Regions from separate parts of the Homo sapiens genome. Here all the other regions are linked to region 1. A link is a loop called in an ENCODE intact Hi-C map of the cell type or tissue named here. Cell type or tissue: B cell. All regions are shown on one strand. Region 1 has its middle 55 kb from the start of RPAP3. Region 2 overlaps ENDOU (endonuclease, poly(U) specific). Region 3 overlaps SLC48A1 (solute carrier family 48 member 1).

The links. A loop is a pair of places that touch in the nucleus more often than their neighbours do. Peaks named below come from ENCODE experiments on the same cell type or tissue, not always from the same donor. Only the 100,000 strongest peaks of a DNase experiment are listed, where the experiment ranks them.
Region 2: it touches region 1 in a loop (14-fold over the local background); 5 of 110 quality-filtered maps call a loop at or near these places.
Region 3: a loop joins it to region 1, with 20 times the contacts of the local background. A loop is called at or near these places in 37 of 110 quality-filtered maps.

The regions. Positions count from the first base shown.
Region 1 is chr12:47,646,858-47,654,857 of GRCh38, forward strand. No RefSeq gene overlaps it. Among named protein-coding and RNA genes, the nearest start is that of RPAP3, 55 kb to the right of the region's middle. In B cell, CTCF peaks have their summits at 4,950 (motif pointing right) and 5,157; a DNase peak (open chromatin) is centred at 4,984; H3K27ac peaks cover 363 bases.
Region 2 is chr12:47,710,489-47,718,488 of GRCh38, forward strand. It overlaps ENDOU (endonuclease, poly(U) specific), which reads right to left. Exons shown (of 10, transcript NM_001172439.2): 3 at 7,641-7,706; 4 at 7,030-7,167; 5 at 6,402-6,570; 6 at 5,812-6,011; 7 at 2,787-2,900; 8 at 2,028-2,134; 9 at 1,145-1,287; 10 at 1-431. The coding sequence ends at 314. All of the region lies in intron 1 of RPAP3-DT (RPAP3 divergent transcript), which reads left to right. Among named protein-coding and RNA genes, the nearest start is that of RPAP3-DT, 8.4 kb to the left of the region's middle. RefSeq lists enhancers at 7,248-7,367, 7,708-7,757. In B cell, CTCF peaks have their summits at 4,985 (motif pointing right), 5,208, 7,239 and 7,440 (motif pointing left); DNase peaks (open chromatin) are centred at 5,003, 7,203 and 7,628; H3K27ac peaks cover 803 bases.
Region 3 is chr12:47,776,228-47,784,227 of GRCh38, forward strand. It overlaps SLC48A1 (solute carrier family 48 member 1), which reads left to right. Exons shown (of 3, transcript NM_017842.3): 2 at 2,801-2,968; 3 at 3,918-6,524. The coding sequence ends at 4,054. It overlaps HDAC7 (histone deacetylase 7), which reads right to left. Exons shown (of 26, transcript NM_015401.5): 25 at 7,852-7,990; 26 at 6,495-7,659. The coding sequence ends at 7,614. Among named protein-coding and RNA genes, the nearest start is that of SLC48A1, 7.0 kb to the left of the region's middle. RefSeq lists a silencer at 3,309-3,358. In B cell, CTCF peaks have their summits at 3,279 (motif pointing left) and 3,478; a DNase peak (open chromatin) is centred at 3,254.

The DNA.
Region 1 (8,000 bases):
ATTAATAGTTTTTGTTTCCTAATGCAGTTCCCCTTCTTTTTGCTGTTTATGATTTATTCATTTGTAATTCTTTACTATTATTTTACTAGAATCTGAGGAAAGGTAAGAAGAAAAAATGTGGTTAATCCACCATCTTTTCCTAGGAGTCCCCCCAAACTTTTTAAGTATCACCTCCCACTAAGAAGTCTTCTTGCTGATGTTAAGACCACAGTAATCTCTCCTTTATCCTAATTCTTAATTCATTTAACACATATTTGTCTTGTTTCCTTTTTATTAGCCTTATGACCCCACTTACAGGTTTTAAGCAATGATGGCTTTTAAAATTTCTGTTTTACCACCAATGCCCAGTATTATATTAAATATTCATTATTTGATTGATAAAAATAATTTAATTTTTATGAATTTATAATATGACCCCACTCCTACAATTCAGATTCAGTTTTTATGTTTTAATGTAGTGGACCAATGAATACATCATGAAATTCACAATGCACCACCCTATTATACATGACAGCTTCTTGGGAATAAGAGGTAAAAAATTTCACATCCAAGTACCAAAATGGAAAGCACAGAGCCATCTCATGCCTGAAAATCCTGTCTTAGACTTCTCAGAAACACAAACATTTTAAACTCAGCCCAGGCAAATTAGATCAAAGCTAATAATGTAGTCCTTTAAAAAATGACCCATTGCTCCAAGCTAAGTAAAAAGCATATCAGATCTATGAAAAGTAATTATACATGAAAATGAGATTCTTTGCTTTCCTTCTAACAAGTGTTAAAGGTAATGTAATTAAAATCAACATTGATCACTATATTTATGGAAATCTTAGTCCTGAATTCAGGTCATTTACAGTTAGTTGAGCTGACCTATTAACAAGATCTTTGAAGTTTCTCTAAGGAGCCTCATTGCCTTACACGATTTTCCTTGCTTCTGAATTTCCACCAGGCTTAGGTTCAAAATCCTCTGGTGGTTAATGCTGTCATGTGGTTGGTTGGTGAAAACTTTGTTCTGCTTCTTTGTCAAATACAAGGACAAATCAAGTGTAATGAAAAGTGAGATGGCAAACATGCAGTGTAGCTTGACTTGATAACATTTCAGATTGTAAGGGCTGATATTCACCTGAGAGACTTTATACCCAATTTGAACATTTTGACTGACTTACTCTGATTATCCAAATCAAGCATTCTCGGATGGAAAAAGTGGTAAGGTGAGTAAAAAAGGACAAAATCGAATTCCAGGTACCCACTGCAACAGACATGAGAAAACAAAATTAAAGCCAACATTTGGGGAATCAGAAGCATTCTTTTTATTCCTGTGTTTCCTGGATTTTCTTTTTCCATTGGGAAGATCCTCCCATTGTTCTAGGAAACACAGTTTGTTTTGGTTAAGCAGATCTAAGGTAAATGCTTACTCACTCTTTCAGGTCAGGGAAGTCCTGAAAGCAGGGAGTAATCCACATGCACAGGCTTCAGACTCAGATGCTGACCCAGTCTTCACCAAGTGCGTAGTGAAGCTCTGCAGAGACTGTTAGAGGATGAGAACTGGTTTTCACTTTATCTGGCTTAGGCCAACTGGTGGAGAATTCTGGGCTTAAGGAGGGGCACTTTTGCAAAGAAGTACAGCCACTGGACTCCAGGAGCAGGGGTGCCTGGTTTTAAAGTTCATTTGTGTCCCATAAGGCCCCAGTGGTATCTTCAAGTATATGGTAAAGTATTGTTAAACTGTGCCTTCTAGTATCAGCTGTGTTTGGAAGGCTAACGGAAGGGACTGCATCCATGCCTGGTGTTAAGCAGGCCTGGGGTGGAGAGGAAGCCTAGAAACGAGGCTACAACCACAGCAGGGAAGCCTGGGCAGCTGCCCACAGGAGAGCTGACAGGGAACAGTATGGCTGGATTTGTGTGTGTGTGTAAACACTCCCTAGGTAGGTGTTGCTGGGACCCAACAAAGACTGATATCTTCTAGTGACACAAGAAAGAGGCTCAGGTTATGTTTTCCAGCATCAATGGGACAGATGACCCTCTAAAGCTAGAGCCCTTGAGGATATCCTGATGGTAGTTACAGAAGTTCATTTGAATCTGGTTCTTTATTTTTGCTTCTGCCCTTCCAGCAAATTGCGGGCTTCAGATGGCTTTGCTATTTGGTTTGCGGTGGGAGTTAAAGGCACATGGTAGCTGCCTTGCAACATCCTACTGAACCCTACCCTCCATTAAGCTCAATCTATCACTGAGGTAACAATAACCAGAGCCATAAGTTATGATTACCTAGTACTGAGTCTACTCAGGAAAACCTCTATGTCAAATTTATCAGCCTGGGATCTCAGCCTCTCCAGCCCCAACTAAGGCAAAACTCTGAGCCTGTGGGAGGTAAAAAGACTATCTATACCTACTTTCTTTATGCTTCATGTCCCCGGTTAAATCATCCTTTTTCACTTCTGACTTAACCTAAACCCTATCTTGGCTTTTGCCTCCCGAGGCCTGCTTTTAGTTTCCTTCAGGATCCTCCTCTCCAAAGCATGGGACTGATAAAATAAAATCGTCTTTGTTAATGGACAAATTAGCTCATATGTTACTATTTTCAAATTATAGTAATACCTGGGCTAAGTTTAAAATGTTTGTGTCTCTAAGAAGTCTAGGACAGGATTTTCAGGCATTCTGACAAGCCAGGAGGGAAACGTATTTGGCAGGAACCCTCTGGCACTTTGAGGTTGCTGGCTAGTTCAGGGCCAGAGGTGAGGACATTATGATAAAGTCTGTAACCATGCAGAGCTTCCACTACTGCCAGACTCTATGGATAATACTGCCCCAGGTCTTGAATTGTAGGATGTTAGGGTTAAAATAAGGTTGATAGCAACTTTATTTTATTATTTTATTTTACATTTTACTTTTATTTTTTTATTTTATTTAATTTAATTTCATTTTTCATTTTGAGACAGAGTCTCGCTCTGCCACCCAGGTTAAGAGTGCAGTGGTGTGATCTCAGCTCACTGCAACCTCCACCTCCCAGGCTCAAGAGATTCTCCTTCCTCAGCCTCCCGAGTAGCTGAAACTACAGGTGCGTGTCACCACACCCAGCTAATTTTTGTGTATTTCATTGAGACGGGGTTTCACTATGTTGGCCAGGCTGCAGTGGTGTGATCTCAGCTCACTGCAACCTCTACCTCCCAGGTTCAAGAGATTCTCCTTCCTCAGCCTCCCGAGTAGATGAAACTACAGGTGCGTGTCACCACACCCAGCTAATTTTTGTATATTTAGTTGAGATGGGGTTTCACTATGTTGGCCAGGCTGGTCTCGAACTTCTGACCTCAAGTGATCCACCTGCCTCAGCCTCCCAAAGTGCTAGGCTTACAGACGTGAGCCACCACACCCAGCCAGGTAGCAACTTCAGCTGGAAAAAAACACTGCCATCTCAGTCAACTCTATTTATTGTTGGACAGAATTGTGAGTGAGTCCTTTCCTTTGGTCTTTTCACCATCCTCATAAACTAATACCTGCCCAGTGAGCAATACCTCATCACAGATAATTCAAAGATGTTTAGCACTCACAAAAGGCTTGGTACAAAGTGTAGAAAAGACATAACTGAACATGGCATAATCTTTGAGAAATCAAATCAATGACCACAAAACTATGACACTTCTTGGTGTCAACTTGGCTTTTTGCCATTGCAAGTGTGCTACTTCATCATAATTCAGGGTCTGTGTTGACTTAATAGTTAAATATAGTTTTTCTCTGATGTTACAGAAATGCATATTCAATTATCCAAGTGAGACTAAACAAAATCACTGTATTTTACCACTTAAAGAGGCCTCATAAAGTAAACATCAAAATGACTCACTGATGTTAGAAACTGAGAAGGGGAAGTAGAAGAAAAGCAGGTATCTCTGTAGGCCAGTAAAGCCGACCTGAATATTACACACAAACAGCATTGCCCACCATGTCCATGCACACACACACCCCCCTCTCTCAAGGAAGAACAGCCCTTTCTGCACATTCCTTTCTAAATGCATTTTTGTGACACCTCCTCTTCAAAATTTAGTCAATATTTAGCTTAAATCTAGGTCTCATGCACTGAAGTACTGAGGGGAGGAAAAATGCTGCCCACACACTCCCCCACAAGTCCCTAGAAAGACCTTGTGACACATTAGGAAGGGGGCTGTCCTTGATGTAGGAAGATGGGAGTTCTGACCTAGCCATAGTTAGGCACTGACTTTGAGGTATGCTCCCTGTCTGGACACTCCACCATGATTCCACAGCTTCCCTACGTGACCGTGGCCCAGGACTGTCAGGCTACAGGACAGAGTAAATCCAATGTCTCATAACAGGGCCCAAATAAGCACTGACATCCCTTCCTGTCTGCCAACTACTCAAGCCAACCACCACAGTGACTGGCACAGAGAAGGCCACCAGGACCTGTATGCTGGCTGAATGAACTTGCCGTAACAAACTGTCTGCCGTACTCCCTCCTTTCACTATATCCTCCTCCCAGGTTTCAATACTGAACAACATGATCAAAGATTACATCTTCATTTTTGCTATATGCACTAGAAGGAGACTTTTACAGATACTAAGCAGTCAAAATCTTTTTTTGTTTGAGACAGGGTCTCACTCTATTGCTCAGGCTGGAGTGCAGTGGTGCAATCTCAGCTCACTGCAACCTCTGCCTCCCAGGCTCAAGTGATTTTCGTGCCTCAGCCTTCGGAGTTGCTGGGAATACAGGCATGCACCACCATGCCCAGCTAATTTTCTGTATTTTAGTAGTGATGGGGTTTTGCCATGTTGCCCAGATTGGTCTCGAACTCCTGAGCTCAGGCAATCTGCCCGCCTTGGCCTCCCAAACTGCTAGGATTACAGGCGTGAGCCACCGCGCCTGGCCGAAAATCTTAAGAAATTAAAATTCACTTTCATTTTTATTCCTATCAGAATGCTTTCTGCCACATGCATACTGTTATTTTCTGAACATCCAGTAGGTGGTAGTAATACCGAAGAAATGCCAGCTGCCAGCCTGCCTTCTCCAGCCGCTGTGCTCTTGTGTTATCCTGACAGTGGCTCAGCAACCACTGCAGTGTACGAGGAAGAATATGAGCGTCTAAGTCAGACTAGCTTCTGCTTGACCCCCAGCTTCACAGGAAAACCTATTCTGCATGTTTCTAGGATTGAGATAATATATGCAAAACCCTTGGTAAAGTGCCTGCCACACAGTAGGATGTATATAAATATTAGCTAATATTAGTCTATTTGAACTGCCATGAACAAGGGAGTTCCACATGAGAAACAGAACATTATAACCCTATTCCTTTTTACATTCATTTGGTATTCAAAAAACATTTTGGGGAGGAACACTCTGAACACAATCCTATAAAAGGGAATTAAAATAATCCTCATTGATGATGAAAAGGTCTTTAAATGTTCAGACAAGTGCTTTCAGCCAAACTTAAGGCTTCATCTGGATACTTCATTCTCATTCTATACTGCCTGCATTCGTTCCTTTATCTAGCAAACATTTATTAACTTCATATTACGTGCTAAGTACTGTACTTTGGAGATCAACTCTTTAAAATACACTGCACATTTATAATCCCACTGATAGGCAGACCAATTCTAGTTTTCATGTCTCTTAGTTCAGGAGGCTATTTTAAGAATACCATACACTGGGTGGCTTAAACAAGAAACATTTATTTCTCACAGTTCTGGACACTGATAAGTCCATGATCAAGAAGCCAGCAGACCTGGTGTTTGGTGAGGGCCCTCTTCCTGGTTTGCAGATGGCTGTTGTCTCACTGTATCCTCACGTGGCAGAGGACAGAGACAGACAGAAAAAGAGCCAGAGAGAACGGGGGTGGGGTGGGGGAAGAAGCAGCTCTTTCCTGTTCCTTTTTAATAAGGGTAGTAATCCCAGCATGAGGGCTCCACCCTCATGGCCCAGTTACCTCCCAAAGGCCCCGTCTCCACATACCATCACAGTGGGGATTAGGATTTCAACATATGGATTTTGGGTAGGACACAACATTCAGTCTGTAGCACCACTGAATCCACACTCAATGGTTTGCAGTGCTAGGGGTTTACTCAGTAAAGTCCACATCATTACTGGATTCCATAAGAGGGGACCTGATAGAGGTTACTGGAAACAGCACAGAGTCTGAGTTATGTCATTATTGACATAACTTTGGGCATGTAATTTAACCTTTTCAGCTCTTTGTTTTCCTATCCAAGTAACAGCTGCTCTAAATATCTCACTGAACACAGTTGCAAGGGTCAAATAAGATAAACTGAAAATGTCAAGAAGGGTCAGGCATGGTGGCTCACCCCTGAAATCCCAGCACTTTGGGAGGCTGAGGCAGGCAGATCACCTGAGGTCAGAAGTTCGAGACCAGCCTGGCCAACATGGTAAAACCCCGTCTCTACTAAAAATACAAAAAATAGTTGGGCGTGGTGGTGCACACCTGTAATCCCAGCTACTCAGGAGGCTGAGACAGGAAAATTGCTTGAACCCAGGAGGCAGAGGTTGCAGTGAGCTGAGATTGTGCCACTGCACTCCAGGCCTGGCAATAGAGCAAGACTCTGTCTCAAAAAAAAAAAAAAAAAAAAAAAAAACAAGTCAAGAAAACTATACAGCTCAGAGCACTTTGTTGTGATAAAAGCTCATCTTCTATTGCTCTTACTGGGACAGAGTTCCAGAAGTATTCTAAATGGTATTGCAAATTCTGTTCTAGTACAGGATCGATGGTATGACGGAGTCATCTATTTTCGTGTATTTCCACTACTCTGGTTACAGAATGGTTTTAGTTTTCCTTTTATAATATCAAATTAATTTACAATCAAATTAATTTATAACTTTTGCCTGGTGTTCATGGACAATGCATGGCCACAACAGTCTCCAGCTTTACTCGCTTTTCATTCAGTGAACATTTAGCAAGTGCCTCCTCAGTGCTCTGCCCGGAGCCCACTGGTCTCCATCCCGAGGTGGCAGAAACTAACTGCAGCGACTCATTCCTCAAAGAGAACCAGCCAAGGATCAGAAGAACGTTTGATATATTTCAGTAACTTGTTAGTAGCGGAGAATATTTTATCATTGATGACAGTTTTATATGTTTTTTAATATTTCTTATGGCCTATGCTCAACCCTTATTAATCTGCTTGTTTCATCCTGATTTCATCGGTTTCATCCACCCAAAGGATGCCCCTAGTTTTATAAAACATTTTCCCCCACGATCAGCTTCAGGATCATCATGAATGTGTTCACTGGCTTGGGTGATCTGAAATGTCAATAAAGCAAGCTATAAGTGGTAGGTTAAAATAGACCCCAGGACTCAGGCATATCTTCCTCATTTACACTATTCTCTGAAGAGATAGTAAACCAATAGAAAGATTCTAGTGAGGCCCAAATATTTAGTTTTACCCATGTCAACTGCCTGAGTGCCTGCACTCTTTATCTTCTTTTCCTCTGACCTCTCACGTTGGTATTTCGACAGCATGAAGTTTAAATGCTGAAGTGTCACATAAAATTTAAGAATCTTTAAGAGACAAACCAAATAACAATTCTACCACTGTTCTCCATCCCAAGATCTCTCCTGAGTGAACAGGTCTGGGCTTTGATGTGCCATTCAAGAAAGGTGCCACAGCAATTCCCATCCTACTATTCTGCTATCCATCTGTATCTCTCAGAAGTTAAGATGGATCCTGTTAAGAGAAGCCATCAACCCTCCTCCACCTAAACCAGATCTGACCCATCCTTCTAGGCCTCCTCAGACCCCACCTCTTCCATGCCACCTTCCCTGTCTGTTCCCCAGACCACCACCTCCAGAATCATCAAACCCCTGATTGAGCCTTTCATCACTCACAGTCTTACTTCTTTGCAGTTATCAGCCCAGCACCAGTACTGCAAAAGCACAGTACTGATTCCATAAGCCACAAGGGAAATGTCTCCTACCTCCCATTTGACTGGCTGCTTGTGATCACAGAAGTCAAACACACTGAAGGAGGGTCTTCTACTTAGGTACACTACC
Region 2 (8,000 bases), 64 kb after region 1:
AGGACTTCTTCCTAGTTCCCCCACACATCAGGGCAGAGAGCTATGGAGGGTTCCTACCTTCTCTGCTTGGACTCTGTTTCTTAGTCAACATTGCCAAAATTCTAGAGGATAAAGGTTTGACTGTTTATCCACATTTTTCTAATTTGTACATTTTATCTCTTTCCCATGTGGGCACTTTGGGATTTAGGAATGCTTCTCATTGCTTTGAGATTTGGTGATCCCTTCCAGTCCTCTCCCTCTTCTCTCTAGTCCAGAGAAGATAGCACTTCAGTCTCGCAAGAGCCCTCATGCCCCTTTCTGGCTCGAAGTTCTATTAGGTGGAAGACACTATGTAGGCTGTGGCGATGTACTTCTTGCCATTCCCATAGGTGGACTTGTCCCAGGTATATGTCCGGACAGCTAAGGGATATCCTCCCAGGCTTAACTGGCACCTGTGGGGAAAGAGCCTGAAATCAGAGGAGCTCCCCACTTCACGCTGCCTCTCCCTGGGCTGGAAGGATCAAGCCCAACTGAAGCAGAAGGGCTCCATTCTGCTTAAACAGCCTTAAAGACAGAGCTGGCACTGCTTTCTTCAGCAGCTGCCTCCAGCTCCCCATGTGCAAGGAGCCATTTCAAAATCTTTGCCTTATTTCTTGTCTTCTTAAAGAATGCTGTTCCTCATCTTTCCCAGAGCAATATTCCAAAATCCCAGATTCTGGAGGTGAAATCCTTAGAAATTAAACATTTGCTTAGGGTTTCAGAAGTGGAAGAACTCAACGTGTCCGAATGTTAGAGAACTTGAAGCCCAGTGGTTCCTAATGGTACTTTCTGGAGCTCTAGGTTCCCCTAAGTAGCCTCAGGGGACAAATAAAGAGGCTGAGAGCTCTAGGACAACTCCATTTCTATTTCATATATTAAGGTCCTGCGTAAGATTTCACTTTGGGGGAATGAGGGGAGATAATTTTGCTGCTAAGATGAAGTTTGGCAGCCACCAAACCAATCCAAAAACTTAATTGTTCAAGCAAGAGAACTGAGGCCCAAAGCACAGATTTGTCCAAGCCCTCTCAGCCTCTTTGTGGCAGAGTCCAGGTCTCTTGACTCTGTGATGGCTGAGGACAGCCTGCAGCCCCAGTCTGCCCCCAGGCCTGGCTGGCCCCATTCTTACACTTTGCCTGGCCTGGCGATGAAGCACAGGGAGTAGAGTGCAAACTCAAACTCAGGGCTGCTGCCGATGAAAGCAGAGCCCACTTCCTTATAGTAGCCGTCCCAGTTGAACTGCATTGCCAGCACATCGGGGTAAGAATCCCACTGTGGAGGGAAGGGCAGAAAAGGGGGTCTGGTGAGTGCCACAGAGTGGAGTAGAACGGGTGCCCAATGGCAACAGTCAGACAGTATTTGTTGAGGGTCCATTAGGGGCCTGTGTGAACCTTCCAGGGAGACTGGATTCTTTAAATAGAAGAGGCAGTCTGCCTTGCTAAGGTGTCTGAGCCCACCCGGACCCTCTGCCTGGAGCTGCCAGTGCACATCTACCAGAAAGGCCAAAATCACTATCCATAGGATCCACCTCTGGATATCAAGGATATCACTGTTCCCAGTGGCCCTCACACATGGAAGAGAAGGATCGTTTACTGCCCCCAAATTATTTCCTGGTACCGGGCAGCAAAGGTTTCTGTCTTATAAAGTGTATGAAGTTTAGCTCAAACTAGCCAGGCTGAAACTTTCAGCCACGTTCTAAGGAAACTGAGGCAGGGAGTAATTACATATCTTTGTTCTTCCCTCTGAGAATCCTCCCCAGGCCCCAGGCTCCCACCCCGATATGGTGCCTCCTGCCTCCTGTCCCCTGCAGTTCTAGAGCCTTCACTGTTTGGAAGGGAATTCCAGTGTCCTGGCTGGCTAAAGTGGCTGTCTAGCAGGTGAGGACGTGATAGTCACAATCACCTGGGGCTGCCCCCTGAGAGTCAGGCTGAGAGGCAAGTCGACAGTTTGGAACACAGAGTGAGAGCAGGATATCTGGGCTCTGACAAGGCTTTTCTAGTCCGTGTACTCACAGGCCCATCGTAGATGTGACTGTAATAGTCAACCAGACCCTCCTTCTCCTCCAGGTAGAAGCGGATCCAGTTATGGAAGCCAGTAACCTTGCCTTTTTTTACCTCACCTATAATAAAGAGTCCAAGATGGATAATCTGGGCTCCTTCCCCACCCTCCCCTCCAATCCCCTTTCTCCACCCCATGCCAAGGCTTCCCCCTTCTCCAGTCTCTGACTTCTAGCTGCTTGACCCCTTGCTGTGAGTCCCCAGAGTCTCTCACAGTCCTATCTCTCACCTCAGGAAGGCCCCCCTTCTGGCTCAAGCCCTTGGGAGAATCCTTCCTTCTGGTGATCCTGATGACCTCTCTCAGCCATTACTCCAGCAGCAAGCCAGGCTTGGTGGGAGTTTTATGGGGTAGAATAGGGGGGAACAGACCATGGCCCTCTTGGGAAGCAGCTGGCCAGGCCCTGGAAGCAAAGGACTGTTCAGAGGTAGGCAAACTTGCTCCCAGACACATGTCTTGTCCTAGATGTACCCCCTTGGGAGCCCCAGCATCTGGTCTTCTTTCCCCCTTAGGTACTCCAGAAAAGACTGTTTCTCAGAATGGCTCCTCAGACACCCCCCCGCCCCCCTGCCATATGGGCAGGGGAGAGTGCGTGGGTCCCTCCCTACTAGCTGGCTGGACTGCTGATTAATCCACACCCAGGGCTGCCCTGCTCCTGAGCAAAGCCATTCCTCTTCATCCCTCCAACTCTTTCTTTCCAAGAAAAGTGCTCCCACCTGAGAAGACATGTTCAAAGCCACTCGAGTCCCCCTCTTCATTGCCTCTTGAATAGAGCCCAAACCACATGTTCTTCAAGTCATCGACAAACTCTTGCTCTGAGCCATAGCGATCTGCAGAGGAACACAAAGGGTTTTGGAGAGGGGAGGCAGGGCCAGGTCCTGGGAGCGCTAAACAGAGACCTGAAGAGCTACTTGCTCCCACACGTCAAGAAACATGTGGGTTCAATCAACAAATGTGTTCGGCTGTTAATTCAATGATTATCTATGGGATGCCTATTTTGTGCCAAATCCAGATCTAAAGGCTGAGGATTCAGCTGGGAATAGCAAGGACACGGTCTCTATCTATATTACATTCCACTGGAGGAGTCAAATAATAAGTAAACAATAAGAAATATGATTTCAGATCAGTGCTATGAAGCAAAGTAGCCCGTAATGACGGGAAAGGGCTGGCACATAAGTTGGCGGGGGGGGGGGGTCTTCTAGAAAGGAACATCAGAAAGGCCTCTGTGAAAAGGTAGCACTGATCAGAGAGCTGAAGGATAAGGAACTTGCTACACAAAGATCTGTGGGGAAGATTCCTCCATGTAGAGGGAACTGCAAGAGCAAAGGCTCCAGGCAGACTTGAGTTTGCTACTCAAAGAACTAAAAGAAGTCAGTGAGGCTGGAGCAGGAGGGGAGAGTGGTAGGAGAGGAGGTTTGAGAAGCAGCCAAGGGTCAGATCCTTCAAGCCATGGCAAGAAGGTCAGGTCTCAGGCAAATAGAAATAAAACAAAAAATGTTTTAGATTTACTAATTGCTTTCTGTCCACCTAGTGCCTGCCATTTTAAGTGCTTTCAATGTAACACTGAATCCTCACGTTGAATCTTCATATAAGCTTGGTACTAATTATCCCCAACTTAGAAATGAAGAAACTGAGACGGACAAAGTATAAAACTCATGCAAGATCACAGTTAATGAAAGGTAGAGACAGCACTTGAGTCCACTCAGTCTAGCTCCAGAGACCAATCTCTTTAACAACTCTATAGCTTCTTGGTAGTGCAGAGCCACTGAAGGATTTTAAGCAGGGGAATTGTATGATAGGACCTTTTAAAAGATCACCCTGGCTGTGTATGTTAAAAAGGCAATGGGGTGGTATGAGTGGAAGCAGAGAGACCAGTCTTGAGGCTCATGCTTTGTCTACGTAAGAAGTTGATGGGGCTTAGATGGTGGTGTTAACTCCGGAGGAGGAGAGAGAAGCAGTAGGCCCAGGACATATTTTGAAGTGGGAGTGATGGACATTACATTACTGATGGAGGAGATGGGAGTAGGGAACTTTGAGGTAAAGAGAACAATTACATCTAACTACTAGGCTTTTGGCCTGAGCAACCGGATGGGTTATGCCCGCCATTTATGAAATGGGGAAGACCCAGAGAGGAGCAGGTATTTTTGATGGGAACCAAAAATTATTTCTACACTAGGTTCTGTGTGAATATCAGTTAGATAGCTAAGTGGAAGATGTTGAGAAGGCCCTTGGGAAAGTTCAGGGCTGGAGATTTCAATGAGGGAACCATCAAAGATTGACTGTTTACTGCCCACAATTTTATATGGTGAATACAAAAGAGATACCAGACATATTCCTTCCTTTCCAGGACTTAAAACACATTTGGAAAACAAGACTACATAAAATAACAGAGAATGGTTTCACACACTGAATAGTTCCCCTTACTGAGCAAGGACTGAGTGCCAGGCTTTCTACTGGGTGCTTTATAAGCAGTCATCCTCAAAAACCCCATTTCAAAGGGAAGTCCCAGAGAGGTCAAATAAATTGCCCAGGGTCAAGTCACTAGCAAGTGGCAGAGCCAAGATTTAAACCAAGTCTCTCTGGCCCAAGGCTATTGTGGACCACACTCCAAACTCTGCAGAGGTGCCGAAAGCCAGAGTGAGCTGGGGCAGGTGCAGCCTTCACAAATGCGGTGGGATATGAATTATCATAGAACTTTAAGGATAAGTGGGATTTGGACAAGGAGAGAGGTGAGGAGAGAGTTAGTAACGGGACAGCCTGGCCTTGGCATCGGAACCCTGAGTTCCAGCCCCAGCTCCGCTTCCAACTCATTTGTGGCCTCAGATAAGTCTAGCCTGTCTGGCCTCCGTTTCTCTCATTTGAAAAGCCCTTGCTCAGTCTAGACCTCCAAGATTCTCTTGTGTATTTACTACGAAGAGAACGCCAGGGGGCAGCACAGGATTGCAACTTCTTCATAGAGTCACTCTTGTGTCGCTGTCACTTTACCTAAAAACAGTGTCACCAACTCTTAAGGGAGGCAGCAGCTCTGAGCCAAGGCACTCTCAGGGACAACGAGGGAAGACCCGGACAGAGCCACCCCTGAGACAAAGCCCAGCTGCCTGGAGTTGGGAAAGGAATCTGCAGGACAGTAACAAACACAACTCCATGCCAAGAAGTCCTGCGGCCAAAATCTTTTTTGGTCTGACTCAAATGTGTCTCTACCTGGAGGCTTTCCAACCACAACTCTTCCCGATAGGACTTCCCGCTCTGAACCTTTGTTGATTCTCTGATGTTGTTTCCCCAGCCAAAAGGTGGACTCAGCCAACCCGATTCCTGGACTTTATTGCGGGAGGAGGGAGTAGAGTCAGCGACTCTACCTGTCTGAAACATGGTGCTGACTCCAGGATCGCGGAGGTGGCTGAGACGTGCTCTGGGTGGGGGTGGGATGTGAGGGGAGGCTCACACCTGGCAGAGAACCCTGAGACTGTAGCAGAGGGTGGGCGTGCATGAGGCAGTTAACATGAAGTCAAAGGTGGGGTGATATCCAAGCCAGCCAGCCAGAGGATGTGCCAGCTCCTGGTTGGGTTCCTAACCTCTCCTTGGCTTCCCCCTGGCCTCATCCCTCATCCCTCCCAGATGTACACTGACCTCCACAGAGTCCCCACCGCCTCCTCACCTGCCCTCCTAACCTTCCCCTCCCCCGCCCACCTGGCTTCGCTCAGACAGACTCATGCGCTCTGGGGCCTGGGGGTGCTCACTCACTCTGGTGATGGAGGAAGCTGTAGAGCTCCTTCATGACTGCTGTCTTCATGATCTCTCTGAGGAAGGCGTCCTGCTCGGCCAGCTCCTGGGCACTGAAGTGCTCCCCATGGCCTGTTGCCCGCTGGTAGTTGTTGAGGAGGTTGATGAAGGCTGCATAGGTGGGCTTGGAGAACAGCTTCTCATTGACATAAGTGAAGAGTCTGGGGGAGGCAGAGGGGAGCCCCACTGAGAGCCCCAAACACAGGGCAGCGACCCCTCCAGAGACTTCTAGACAGGCCAGGGGCAGACAGGCGAGGGCTGGGTTCAGGAGCCGAGGGGGCACTTCGGGTACTCTTGAAAGTCACACATCAGGTCACTTTTCTTCCACCTCATGTTTTGGAAGAGCTGTTCTATCCTCAGCCTGGCCAATCACAGAAACCCTCCCAACTGGATATCCACAGTCCCTCAAGATGGCTTTGTCTCTGGAGAACTATTTTTTTTCTGCTCTCCCTTTGATCGTGCCTGACTTGAGGATAAAAAGTCGAGACATCGAAAGAAGCAAGGATAGGGGCAAGATTTAGGGGGTAGAAAGAGGAATTGTGGGAACTCACGGCTTTGGGCAGCGATCCACTTGGTTTCTGGTCTCTGACGGGGAGATGCAGTTTTGGCTATTGAGAACGATGTCTTCCTTCTGGGCTTTGTTGGTGTCTGCCCTGTAGATCTTCTCAGAGATGCTCTGAATCTCCTCTTTTGTTATGGCATCACTGCTGTGGGAGACCTCTGGGAGGAATTGGAAGAGGGGTGGCCTCAGAGCCAGAGGGAAAGGGGGGCGGGCAGGAAATTATCTGTGTACCTCCCCTCCTGGGCACCTTCAAGAAGCCAGCAAGGAGGGAGGGGGGCCACAGTTGGACACCCTAGTGGTGGACAGGGGCCCAGAGCCTAAAGGACGTGTAAAATCACCACACGGCATTGCCCACAGAATGTCCCCCGCCCCTTCCCCCTAGAAGGGGTCTCACGCTTGAGCATGCATCAGAACCACCTGGAGGCCCTGGTAGTACAGGACAGTGAGTCCCATCCCTAGAGTTTCTAATTAAGTAGGCCCGGAGTGAAGCCCCAGAGTTTGTGTTTCTAACAAGTTCTCAGACATTGCTGAAGCTGCTGGTCCAGGGACCACATGTTGAGAACCTGCTCTAAAGTCCTTCTGTCTCTGCAGCTTAGCTAAGGGAGCAGAAGACTAACCGTGGTCACTACACAGGCTCTCAAAATCCTTGCAGCAGTTCCCAAACTCTTGGCAGCGGGCATTGCAGTGACATTGGTGGTGCTTGTCAAAGGCTTCGTAGCAGCGGCCCTGGCAGGAGGTGGGTGCCGAGTACAAGTCTGAGAAGAGAGGGGTGGTGTGTCCCGGGCTGACCTCTAGAGGTCGCTCTGAACGCCCCACAGGCTGTCGCTCCCTAGCCTGGCTGTCTTCACTCTGCCCAGTAAAGATCTCCAGGGAAGGAAAACAAACAAACCTAATTCGTGCACACCCTTCACAGTCAGGAAGTCCTTTCTGATGCCGAACTTTACTTTCTGGCCTGCTGTTTTTCTAATCTTCTCATTCTAAAAATAAAATCTCTTCCACTTCCCTCTCCAGGCCTCAGGCTCTCTTTCCTAGCTACCCTCCTCCCATGGCCCCCCAGGCTGGCTGAGCCCCCCCAGGCTTCTTCCTGCCCAGGTTCCCAGAATCCAACAAGCCTCTCTCATCTGGCTGAGGCCTGGGCCTGGTGCCACTGCCATGGCCGCCCCTGCTTGTCACCCTCATGTCCCTCCTGCTTTATCTTGAGGGCCCCCCTTTGGGGAGGCAGGCTCACTGCTGGCGAGGGCCTCTTCTGTCTCTTCCTCCAGCTGTGGCAATGGCTCTGACTCTTTGTGGTCCTCTGCAGGTAGATAGAAAAATAAAGTCACCAACAACCTGAGAATTCCCCTGCTGCTTGGTTTCTGGTTCTCTGTTTCCCCAGCCTCAGGGGACAAGCAAGGGCACTGGAAGCAAATTCTGAACAGGGGCTGGGGTCCAATGGACAGGCACCAAATAATGATGATGAAAACAGAAAATGGAAGATGTTTCCAATGGAAGACACATTATAGAAAACTTATAAAAAAGGAAAATAATTTCCCCAGGTGACACATCTGGATTGAAAACTCTGACTTCGGTGATGAAAACTCTGATTTAA
Region 3 (8,000 bases), 130 kb after region 1:
TGCCTTCCTTACCCTTAGCTTATCGGCTGTGAGCCAATAAGCTCACATGGCTAAGCAGGGGCTCTGCTCCTTGAAACAGGTAGGATGGAGCAACGGTGTGGTCTGGTGTGGGCTTGCAGCCAGGTGGGATTGGGGACCTGTCCATTCCACCCCGAGTTTTATAAACCAGGCTTCCTAGAGTCCCCAAGTGTGCCAGGGAAGGGTATTAGGGAGATACATTGCCTCCTGCCTGATGTGTGGGAGGGGACCAGTGAGGGGCTCCATCTCCTTCAGTGACCCCCTTGGGTAGGGCTGGTGGAGAGCTCCCTTCCCAGGAGGGTGGTGGGAGCCAGGGCGTGGGCAGCAGGCCTGCCTCCACACTTGATGTGTGTTTATCTGGAGGGGAGGCCTCTGTGCAGGGCCTGGAGCAAGGTTGAGGGAAGGTGAGAGGTGGGTAAACCATGCCTGTTGTTAACAAAGAACAGGGCCCAAAACGCCCCCAAATGGCTGTCTTCCTCTCCCTCCTGCCCTCAGCCCTCTTTGGTATGTGCATGTACATGGGGGTGGGAGTTTTGGGGAACCACTGGATCGTGGCCAGTGGACTAAGAGATGGCATCTTCACAGGCCCCTATTTCAGCATTTCCTAACCCAGAAACTGCTGAGTCACAGAGGAATTGTTCTGACCTTATTTTTCTCCCAAGCTGGCTTCTAGAATCTTTGAGTGGGAAAGGATCTTAGAGCTCAACTTCCCCAACCCCTCTGTGGCACGAGGAGACAGAGGGCGAGGGGACCTGTTCCAGACAGGTGCCCATCAGACTGCTCCTTGAGTGTGCTCAGTGACAACACCCCTTGTTCCCAGGGCCCTTTATAAACCAAACAGCTCCCTCAAATGAAAACATGGGACACATGTGAGGAGTGGGAGGGACTTCTGTGAAAGGTGGCTGGTATAAAAATCCAGATCTTGTAGGAGGTAAGAGGAAGCTGCAGGATGATTGTCCTGTCCACCTCTGGCCCACTCCAGCATCCAGACTAGGTGGGGAGGAACAGATGCTTGTCCTGGCCCACCCTGATCTCAGTAGGAGGGGGACCCACATTCCAGGCCCCCACCCCCTGAGGAAGAGTGGAGGTGGGCAGGGGCAAAGCTGGGAGAGTGTTCAGGGGGTCAAACGGTGGCAGGGGCTGAGGGAAGCTGTAGGCTTGGTAGGCCTTCACCCTCACTAGGGTAGAACCCTGGGCCCAGTTACCTAAACTGGCAGGACCCCTGGGCCCACCCATTTTTAGATGTGGAAACACCAAGGCTTTGGGACACAGCAGTGCCAGGCTCCTGGTTTCTTGGCTTGGAGTCTCATGGGTTTTTGTTCCTCACTGGACTGTCTGGGGACAGCCAAACTGGGACAGCCTCTGAGCTGGTAACCAGAGCATAGCTCCACAGTGACAAGCTTCCTCCTGCCTTTTTCCCCCTTAAACAAATTATGAAATATTTTAGGCACACAAAAAAGGATAGATGATTTAACAAACACCCTTATAACCCAGCCTGAGAAAACAGCGTAGATAAAATAGCATAGATTTCCCACCCAGCCTAAGAAACAAAATAGCATAGATTCCCATAGATTCAAAGCACTTCCCCACCCCCACCGCCCCATCAACTTCCCTTCCTTGTCTCCATTGCCAGAGATAACCACTTTCCCCAACCAGATGCTTATCCTTCCTGTGCACATTTGGTAACTACTCTGAGTGGCATGTGTGCAGCTGCCTTTTGGAAAGGCCTCCTGACTCCTAGGATGCAGCGGCCTGAGTGGCCCACACCTTGCAACCCAACCAGCTGAGAGCCTGCAGCTGGCTCTGCCTCCTTCCTCATTTGTCCCTTGCCGGGATCCACCGCCCTGCCCGGACCCTTGCCAATGGAGTTGATATTTGTTCCACTCTTTGGGCTGCACCAGCAGGCACTGCCTGGCACAGAGGGTTGTTTTGTATTGTATTGGCTGGGTGGCAGCTGGCATCCTAGAGGAAGTGTCCACCCAGGCGCAGAGGCCAGGCCCAGGAAAAGCTGGGGGCAGTGGGGGTGGGGAGCGGTGCAGGTGGTGATGGCCTGCCCTTTGCCGCAAAATGGAGGGAGTGGCATGAGGTCTGGCCAAGAACAATAAGGCCACTCAGGGGTTGGGTGGCCCTGGAGTCTTCATGGCTGGACCTCCTCATCCTGCAAAACCAACTCAGGCAGTTTGGGAAGAGCCCTGCAGGCCTTGTGACTTTGAGACTGTGGCCTCTGAGGGCTGGGTGGAGGAGGAGCATGGGGCAGGAGCATGGCTTCCCTGCTCTGTGGCCCTCAGGGTAGACAGTGGCAAGTCCCCAGAAAGCAGGCTGGGCTGCTGAGGCACAGACTTTCTGGTTTTCAGGATCCTTTTATCCTCTTGAAAAGTAGTGAAACTCCATGCAAATTTTATGTATGTGAGTTTTAGCTATTGATATATACTATATTAGAAGTTAGAACATTTTTTAGCATTTTAAAGTAATACTAAAAATAACATGAATTAACATAACATTTTTGTGAGAGATATTCATGTTTTCCAAAACAAAATAAAATCAGAGAGAATGGTAGGGTTTTGTATTTCTGCAGGTTTCTCTAATGTTGGGCTTACTAGCAGGCAGCTCAGTCTCTTACCTGCTTCTGATATCACAGCCTCCGAAAAGGAAAACTCCATTCTATGAGGGAATGAGAGACAAGACCATATTCTTGGTATTCTTATGCAAATAGGCCTGGTCTAGTGGATCTGCAGGGCTCTGGAGCACCCTGGGGATGGGCCCTGATGTGTCTCTCCTGCAGGGGTGCTGGCACTGTGGGTCCTGGTGACGCACGTGATGTACATGCAAGATTATTGGAGGACCTGGCTCAAGGGGCTGCGCGGCTTCTTCTTCGTGGGCGTCCTCTTCTCGGCCGTCTCCATCGCTGCCTTCTGCACCTTCCTCGTGCTGGCCATCACCCGGCATCAGAGTGAGGGCGGGTCCCAGGGAAAGAGGGCATGGGAGGGACAGCAGCGGGGATTTTAGCAGCATTCCCATCCTGGTTCCACAGGTTACCTCCAAAGAGACTGGGTGAATTACTTAACCTCCCCGGACACGGGTTTTGTTATGGTTCATGTGGAGAAAACAAGTCCCCACCTCGCAAGTTGGGTGGATTCTATGAAACTGATGTGAAGTCTTGAGCAGTGCATAGCCCATACAAGCACTCCTGATATTGGGACCCATTAGTCTGTGCTCAGCTCTGGGATGGGAGCGCCCTCTGGTGGCTGTGGCTGGAAATAACCAGAGGTCCTTCTTCCGGGAGTCTGATGCTAACTAAAGCAGGTTGGAGGTGGCCTAGGGTATTTGTCACAAAAGCGGAGTGGATGATACAGACCTGTGATTGGCCAGCCCTGCCCTTCCCTAATCCCCACGGCCTCCTGCCTGAAAACCCTGGAATACTCTAAAACGGTCCCCAGCTCCGTTCTACTGTTCCAGGCTGTGGAACAGTAGTGGTCCGTGGCCTGTTAGGAACCAGGCCACACAGCAGGTGAGGGGCAAGCGAGCCTTACCGCCTGAGCTCTGCCTCCTGTCAGGTCAGCGGCGGGCATTAGAAGCGCAAACCCTGTTGTGAGGCGCATGCGAGGGTTGCGTGCCCCTGATGATCTAATGTTTGACGATCTGAGGTGGAACAGTTTCATCCCCAAACCATCCCAAGGTTTTTGTGGAAAAATTGTCTTCCACAAAACCAGTCCCTGGTGCCAAAAAGGTTGGGGACCATGGCTCTAAAACCTCCATCACAGTGTCTTTCTGAAGGGTTGGTTCAGCTGCCAGGACGTTGCAGGGATGTTGAGTGGGGAGGGTGGCCCTGGCCTTGTGGCCGGTGCAGAGGCCGAGGGCAGGGCCTGCCAAAGTCACTGTCGGTACTTCTCTCCCTGCAGGCCTCACAGACCCCACCAGCTACTACCTCTCCAGCGTCTGGAGCTTCATTTCCTTCAAGTGGGCCTTCCTGCTCAGCCTCTATGCCCACCGCTACCGGGCTGACTTTGCTGACATCAGCATCCTCAGCGATTTCTGACCCAGGGGGTGAGGTCTCTGCACCCTGGGGGGGCCTTAGGACCTGGACTCAGCCTCTGAGATGTTGGGAGAGGCTACTCCCACCCCCTGGTGACCCCAGAACTGTGGCAGAAAATACACAGCAGGACGAGTGTGGTCTCCCAGGAAGCTGTCCTGCCCGTCCCCTTTCGAGGAAACCTGAGTGTGGTAGAGAGGGGATCCTGCCATGTTGCTCCTCATCAGCCTGGCCAGAGGGCAGCTTTAGACCTTTTCAAATGAATCTGTTTTCTTTTCTTTCTTTTTTTTTTCTTTTTTTTTTTTTTTTGAGATGGAGTCTTACTCTGTCACCCAGGCTGGAGTGCAGTAGTGCGATCTCAGCTCACTGCAACCTCCGCCTCCCAGGTTCAAGCAATTCTCCTGCCTTGGCCTCTCAAGTAGCTGGGATTACAGGCATCTGCCACCATGCCCGGCAAATTTTTGTGTTTTTAGTAGAGACAGGGTTTTGCCATGTTGGCCAGGCTGGTCTCGAACTCCTGATCTCAGGTGATTCACCCGCCTCAGCCTTCCAAAGTGCTGGGATTATAGGTGTGAGCCACCGTGCCCGGCCTGGATCTGTTTTCTTAGCACGCAGTGAGGAATCTTTGTACTTAAGGCCAGGGCAACAAAGTCAAGAGGTCAAGGTGTAGGGCCATGAGGCCTGGACCTATGCTGCAGGCAAGGGTTTCCATCCCCGCTGCCCTAGGCACTCTCTTCCCAAGGCCAGGTTGGGCACCTGGGGAGGTCAGTTCAGAAATATCTAGCAGAGACCTCTTAAACCCCCATCCCAGCACCCCATCCTGTTGTTCCCAGAGCTGGTCTCCCATGAGTGTGCTAGAGCCAGATAGCCGTGGCCCCCCACCCATCTCACTCACACACACAGGCATCCATACACCCCAGAAGACTTCCCAAATGAGGCCAGACTCAGGGTCACGGGGAATGTGCTTCTGCCCCTGTAAGGGCTTTGGGGAAGGGGGCAACATAGTAGAGGCTGGAAAGAGCCCCCAAACCTGTACCCATGCCCCTCCAGCCCTGCGTTTCCATTCTGCCTTCTCAGAGTGCCCTTGCTGCACCCAGACCACCGGCCAGGAGAGACCTTCTCTCCCACTCCAGCCCCTCTCACTGCCCTTCAACTAGAGCTTTCACCTTTTTACATTTCCCTTCTGAAGGACACAAATCTGCTTTTCTGCCCATACACTGGCCCAAGGGCTCACCTAACTTGGGAGGGAAGGGGCTGTTGGTACAAGGATGATTTTCTGTTAGACTGCCATTTTGCACGGTCTCCCCCTTCCCATCTGATGTGTCCTGCCCCTCAGCTCTTTGCCTTATCTGTGTCACTGTCACTTTAGCAAAAATACAGCGGCCATTTGTATCAGCCTCTGGTGGTTGCTTGTGAGGTGGGACTCTTGCGGGAACAGGTGGACTTTGGGAGGAGTGGGCAGGGAGGGAGTGGTAGTGGCAGTTCTCGAGCTATCTGATTAAGCCATTCCGCTAGTTCAGTTGTGCCCTGGAGGGCAGGGGACAGAGTCAGTATCTCTGGGGCTGCAGGCCCTCTTGCCTTGGCCCTCCTGGCATGGGGTAACCACCAGCTCAGCTCTCCTCCTCCAGCTTTCCTCTCTCTAGCACACCCCAGCCAGGGCAAGGATGCCCACGGGCATAGCTACAGCAACCCCTGCGGGATTTGGTGTCCACACCCGAGAGGCCAGGCCAGATGGGAAAGGGATTAGCGCCTCTTCCCTCACACTCTGCCAGGCTGCCAGGAGCTTGGGCCAGGTCTAAGGTAATGAGGTGCTCCTCTTCCTGCTGGAAAAACCGGACAGACTCAGAACCACAAAGGCAGGTGCTGCCAGCCTGGCGCCTTCCTCTCTGCTTAGGCTGGGTGAGCTTGTCCAGGCCTGTGCCTCACCCCTTCTCTCTTCTAGGCTCAGTGTATGCTTAATCAGGCATGGTGCATCAGAGCGGGAAGGAGCCATCAACAGTGTATACTTCTGGAGCCTTCTACTGATAAACAGAGGCCCCAGAAGACGATTTGACTTACCTGAGCTCCCAGCTGGGACTTAAACCCAGGTGTGTCTGAGTCACAACTCTTCGGGGATGCCGTGGTGAGCTGGGGCTGAGCTCCTGTATTCCCACTCCCCCACCCCACCCCCACTCCTGCCATATCAGGGCTGGTCTCTGTGGACTCAGCCCAGGGCTGCCTCCTCTTTGTCACCCCAAAGTGGGGCAGCCAGGGACAGCCAGGGTGTGTTCAGAATGGGTTCTTCCTGCAGGGCAGGAAGGGCAGATTGTTAAAGGGGCTGCGGCCCAGACCACCCTGGTCCCTCCTCCGGCAGTGACTCAGACCCACACTGTGCCGTGCAGCTGTGTGCCCTGCACACCCGCTTGACGGCGCACTGCTCACTTCTGGGGGGCCCTTTCAGAGGCACTTTTAAAGCAAATAAAACATTTATTGTTCAGATTTTTTTCCATTTTCTTCCTTTTTACAAAAACATGCATACATACACAGGGTATGGTGGGTCCTAGGAAAGACACACACACACGCCTCACTCACACACACGCTCACACACACGCCTCACTCACACACATGCTCACACACATTTTCCTTCTTGACCCCAGGCCTGGACCCCCAAAAGCCTTGAAGACTTTGCCAGAGCAGCCTCCCCTCCTCCATGTCTGTATCTTCTCTCCCACCCCTTCCCCCTCAGTCAGGCTACTCCTATGTGGGGTGGGAATCAGAGCTATGGTGGGGGAGGCCCCAGAAACAGAGAAGGCTCCCCGAGTGGGCAGTGGCCGAGGGGTCCCAGGGGTATGCTGCGCTTCTTGGGGAGATGAAGGGTTTGGCACCATTGGATCAGGAAGCACAGGACTCCCAGAGCACCCATCTGCTCCACCAGGGCATCGCCAGGAGGTTGATGTAGGGGGGCCTCTGGCGAGGGTACGGACCAGATGGAGGGCTGCCAGTCTCGGCTGTCAGGGAGCTTCGTCTCAGTGCCCAGTGGTAGAGGGAAGCTTCCAGAGTCGTCTGAGGAAGCAGGTGAGAGGGACTACCCCTGCACTCAGGAATATGGGACCTCTTGGCTCCCCACTCCCCCCTAGCCCCTAGAGCCTAGGAAGGGCCAGCCTGTCTGAGGCCAAGTTCACATTTCTGTGTGGAGCCTGAGGCTGTGTGCAAAGTCTGGGGTTTGCAGAGCCAGGAATAGTGGTTAAGGGTGAGCCCGACGGAGCCGGAGCCAGTCCTCCTCTGTGCAGTCCTGAGGAATGGGGGCCACAGCCAGGGCCCATACTGGAGGGGAGAATCTGTTCTCGAGAGCCCTGTGGGGGTCGCCGCCCAGCCCGTCTCCTCTCAGGGTCCTCTCCAGTTCCCATTCTAGACCCAGGGATTTTCTCACGCTCCCTGGGATAACTGTCAAAGCAGGCAGGCTGTTCTCTGGTTCCAACTACTTGCCCACAGGATCTCTAAAGACCCAGGAATGGGGGCTATTGCCAGGGGTTAGAAGAGAACCAGGTCCCAAGGGCATGGTGGGCGGGCAGATGGTTCCAGAGCCTTAGAGATTCATAGGTTCTTCCTCCTCCACCAGCTGCTCCGAGGGCCTGTGGGGAGGGACAAGGGTGGGATGCTGGAGCACCAGGGCTGCAGCAAGGGCCTTAGCTAAGCTTCCTCTCAACCCTGGTCAGGAAGCCTGGGAGGGTTGGGGTGGCTGCATAGCGGACCCGGGGTCTTCAAGCAGGGAGGAATGAAGCGGTGGAGAGGCTGTGGGCCCAGGGCCAGGGGTCTGGCATTACCTATCTTCAGCCAGGATGCCCACAGAGAGGGACGCCAGTGCGGTCACTGCCTCCACTTCTTCTTTGTCAGCCCCTGGCACTCTAGGCACCCAGGAGTCTGGACAGGAGGCCAGGCGCTGCATGCAGCCCCAGTATTTACCTGGGGTAAG